Linked DNA regions of Mus musculus: region 2 is linked to region 1. Evidence: chromatin loops called from intact Hi-C (ENCODE). Cell type or tissue: left cerebral cortex. All regions are shown on one strand.

Region 1 (2,500 bases):
TAACTTTTCTGTTTTATTACAATGGCATCTTAAGAGCTGGAGAGATGGTTCAGCGGTTGAGAGCACTGACTGCTCTTTCAGAGGTCCTGAGTTCAATTCCCAGCAACCACATGGTGGCTCACAACCATCTGTAGTGGGGATCCAATGCCTTCTTCTGGTGTGTCTAAAGATAGTGACAGTGTACTCATATACACGAAATAAATAAATAAACCAAAAAAAATCATTTTAAAAAATCTTAATCTTAATACCACTAACCTCCTAGAATAGGCTACTTTGATCAGAAATCTGATGCCAAGCCACAACCAAACTACCCATATAAAAGGGGAATGTACCATAGTTTTGGAAAAGTCCACTCATGGACGAATACTAGCCTACTTCTTCCTGTTTATGCTCCAAATCCCCAGACAGTCATCTGAGAGGAGTTAAGATAAAATCCTACTGGAATTTCTCCATTTCCATTTTATCTGTATTTCATCCATGAAAAAGAAATGAGATTCTTTGCGCATTTATATATCAATGGGTAATATAATTAACACACATATAAAAATTACTATTGGCCAGGAAAACTTATAATGCTTTTTCCATTATTATTATCTGCTTGCATGCTCTTTTGGACTAACATTTTCATCTAGACCATTAAGACATGCAATCTTATCATCCTTCCAAAGAAACATGGACCCTGCCAAGGACTCAAGCTAGTGGACTGAAGTCACACATCGAAGGGACTGAGGAGTACGGAGAGTGTTCACCACCTAGCTGCCTAACACTCCGTAAAATACACTGCGAACTTCTTCGCAAAGAGCCACCGGTGCGGTTCTACTTTAGAAAGCGGAAGCAACCAAAGAGGACTCAGGGTTGGGAAGCAGTGCAGAGATAATGGCTTACTCGCTTGATGATGACGCTACTGTGACGTCAGAGGTGATGCTCCTCTTTCTCAAACCGTCGCTGCGACCGTAAGCCTTTAAAATTCGTACTGAGCATAGTAAGAGAAGGAGAGACTGGCAGAAACAAAAAAAAAATTCAACGAGCTCAATAAAGATATAATTATCTAAAAGGGAGTAGGAAGGGCATACCATTCATCTGGTTTCAAAACCATGGAATGTTCTATCAGAAACTTTCGCTGATCCAAAGGCAGCGGGGTCATATTGTCATCGGCTGAAGCCTTCCTAAAGGAAGGAAAGGAGGAAGGAAGGAAGGGACAGAAGGACAGACAGGCAGACGGAGGATGGATCTAAACTGAGGTGGAAACACAAAAAGGAAGCACATTCAACTCTATCAACAACTGTCACAACTGTCACACACACACAGGAGTGCAGGTTCCTTTAACCCTACAAGGCTAAGCATTTCCGTCCAGAAAGATGTTTCTTTGGGTCATTAATGGTCTGATTCACACTCCAGTCTCCTCGCTAATCACAGGGACTTGGGAAGCTGAGACTGTCTCGTGGTACTGTGCTGCCATCGTCTGGCATGTTGAAATGACCACGAGCTGGCGCCTGGCTGTTCCTTTTATTGTTGTTGCTATTCTGTTGCTGTTGTTTAACCATTATGCTCTTGTAGAGCATTGAATTATGAATTGCTATATCAGGAAATAGTATTCACGTTCTTTTCGTTGCTAATTATCTTTCTAAACTTTCATTTTTAAGAGGCCTGGTATTTCTTTTTTAATTTTTATTATTACACAAATAGTTCCGTTGTGGGATTTTTTCAAACAAAATTTGTTTTTGTTGTTCCTCTGACCCTGGCCTCGCCTTCTCCGCCCCTACCTCATGCCTACCACACTAGCCTTCTGTCTGTCCGCTCTCATGTCACGGTGTCGCCAACCCCTTTCTTGACACTCTGACTCCCCTGTCCTCATACCTAGTTCTGTAGCCTATTCCCACATTGAAAATTAGGGTCCACATATGAAAGAGGATGTGAGTCTGTCATCCCACACTCGAAATAATAGTTTCTAATAATTCAATGGTACTATATAGAAAGAAATATTTTCCCAAATTCATTCATTGTTCTCCAAATTTCGTGATTGTTTTCCTTCACAGCTGAGTAAAATTCCAGATAGAAGCCACGTTTTCAATTCTGTCTTCCTATTGGTGAGCATCCAAGCAGATTCCATTTCCCTGTCATTGTGAATAGAGCAGCAATAAATATAAATACACAACTGTCTCTGGGGTTCCAGGAGTGGTATAGATAGATCATATAGTTCTATGAATTTATTTTTTGAAGATGCTTCGTGCTGGTTTCCATCATGGCTGGACTTGGTTTATAGTCCGCCCAACTGTGATTAAAAGCCCCTCTTCCCTCACACCCTCTCCAGCATTTCTTGTCATTTGTTTGCTCAACAATAGTTGTTCTGACTGGGATGCATTGAACCTCAAAATGGTTTAAACTTGCGTTTCCGTGATGACTAAGGATGTTTAACATTTCTTAATATAGATAGGAATTTATTTTAAGAAAATAATCACATCACAATGCCATTATAGTTTCACATCCATCCTCATTATAA
Region 2 (2,500 bases), 150 kb before region 1:
CTGTTTCCCACTCTCGATCTCCATCTCCTACAACAAACCTCAGCAGTGGAGATTCTAAAGACCAAGGCCTTGTTCCCTTTAACTTATGCTAGGAACCCAACACTTCTCTCAGCATCTTTTCATGATGTTCACGCCCTCTTTTTAAGGGTACCACTGGCAGGAATGTAGCCTAGCTACTGCTTCATCGTGCCCCAGTTCCCAGCTGTAGGCCAAGAGCTCCGGACAAGAGAACTTGATTCTTGTTGCTCCTCAGCCACCTTTGAAGTCAGTACACTTCTCTTGATTTTTTTTTTAAAGTGGCATAAACAATAGTAAATGCTATATCACAGATAAACAGTATCATTGAAAAGAGAGCAAGACTTCATGTATCCTAGTCCAAGGCCATGACAATCCCTTCAAATATTTTCAGTGTGTTGACTTTGCCAATGAAACAAGTTATGGTGTCCTTATGTGAGATGATTCTTTGACCAAGAGACAGGTTGACAAGTGGCCGTGCAAAGCTTGGCTTTCTTTTAAAGGACTGATTGGAAAGGGACAGTGTATAATTGGTCCCGCGTGTAACAACTCCTCTATGTAGAAATGCATTGTATCTCCAGATCTTGGCCATGCAGGAAAAGGTTGCTTCCAGAGATAGAAAGCTCTAGACTGCTTCATCCCATGTCTAGCTCTTGGTCCAAACACGGTGATTAGTCCTTTGAATATTGGATTTGCTGGAAATGACTTTCAAGCTAATATGATCTATTATATTGTAAAACATCAAACCAGACCATCTCTGCTCTGGCACAGGGCCAAGGACCTGAGGCTATGAAACTGAGTACCTCTGAAATAGCCATAATCAAGATCCCTGTCTCCACACAGTGCGGTGACCATGTGTGCCTTCTTGTGCCTGTGAGCCAGTAATTCTATAGCCATGCCCCTGACAGCCAAGCATCCCTCGCCATCTTCAAAACTCTGTCCCACAAAGTTCTCATGGTATGACTTCATTTGAGACATGAGATCTGATGCATTTTTGTTTTTTGTGGTGGGGAGATGACTTATTTTCAGAGCCTTCTATCAATATGCAGGCAGGTCCTTTCCAGACAGTGAAAGCTTTGTACAGGATATAAGTGCCTGCTTGGGCAGATCCCAAGTACTCTAATTTAGGAGGCATGAAATCTGCCTGCCACCACTGAATCATTGTCATGCCAGTGCTGTGCCAAGACTAGGGACCAGCTATTTAAGCAGCTGTATTTGCAAGCTTGCTCTGCCGGGGCATGGCCGAGTTTTTAGTTGCCCCTTAGGTTTAGACTACATTATTCCTCAGAATCTTGATGGATTTTCAATGTAGTATCAACTCCTCCAACCTTGGAAACTATGATATTCAAACCCTCCCCTTCCACTCCTACCATGATGCAGAGTTCCTAAACAACAGAACCCAACTGCCTTTAGTTAGGGTTTCCATTGTTGTGAAGAGACACTATGACCAGGTCAACTCTTATAAAGGACAACATTTAATTGGGACTGGCTTACAGGTTCTGAGGTTCAGTCTACTATCATTATGACAGGAAGCATGGCAGCATCTAGGCAGGCATGATGTGAAAGGAGCTAAGAGTTCTACATCTTCATCCAAAGGAAGCCAGGAGCAGAATGCCTGCCAGGAAGCTAGGGGGAGGGTCCCAAAGCCCACCCCTACAGTGACACACTTCCTCCAACAAGGCCACACATATGCCAATGAGGCATTGTAATGCCTAATAGTGTCACTCCCTGGGCCAAGCATATTCATATCACCACAGCAACTGTGCTTTGTGTCACTGAACACTCTGCTCTGGGAAGATGGACAAATATGGCTTTGAGAATACAATTGTCATCAACTCTGTCACTCCAAAACTCAATGTGGTGACATCTACATACCAGTGGCCTTCTTAAAACAAACTATATACTCATGAGTTGCTGACACCCAAATCCTGATGGGGTGAAGAGTATGAATCACTGACCACTGCTGGCTTCAGAAACCCACCATTTAGTTGTGATAAGGGATATGTAATCAGAAACCTTATTTATGAAACAGTAGGTATTTATGTTCTATCTATAAGGAATTTAAGCCAAAGTACACTGGCTTTTCTTTTTTTTTTAAGTCAGTGTTCAGAAAGGACTTGGCACATGGAATTTCATTAACAAATATTTATCAATGGGTAAATGAGACTCATGTATCAGGAGCTTCATCATAACACCCAAGAAATACACAACCTCGGTCAATGTGTACGAGCTTCAAGTTCCACACATTGACACCAACAAATGACCCTTGGTACTGTGGTCTCATCTCTGAAAAGGAAAAACAAAGCTGTTTTCTCCATCCATCAGCAGGTGTGTGTGTGTGTGTGTGGGTGTGGGTGTGTGTGTGTGTGTGTGTGTGTGTGTGTGTGTGTGTGTGCGTGTGTGTGTGTGTGTGTGTAACAAAAATAAATACAGATTAGGTCATGAATTCAAGAAAGTGGGGGGATGCAGGGAAACCAGAGTGGGG

The links. A loop is a pair of places that touch in the nucleus more often than their neighbours do. Peaks named below come from ENCODE experiments on the same cell type or tissue, not always from the same donor. Only the 100,000 strongest peaks of a DNase experiment are listed, where the experiment ranks them.
Region 2: a loop joins it to region 1, with 2.4 times the contacts of the local background. A loop is called at or near these places in 7 of 42 quality-filtered maps.

Annotation. Positions count from the first base shown.
Region 1 is chr8:26,183,338-26,185,837 of GRCm38, reverse strand. No RefSeq gene overlaps it. Among named protein-coding and RNA genes, the nearest start is that of Thap1, 26 kb to the right of the region's middle. In left cerebral cortex, a CTCF peak has its summit at 1,465 (motif pointing left); DNase peaks (open chromatin) are centred at 856 and 1,450; H3K4me3 peaks cover 632 bases.
Region 2 is chr8:26,335,734-26,338,233 of GRCm38, reverse strand. No RefSeq gene overlaps it. Among named protein-coding and RNA genes, the nearest start is that of Gm31784, 25 kb to the right of the region's middle. In left cerebral cortex, no CTCF peak of the experiment used is centred here; a DNase peak (open chromatin) is centred at 1,123.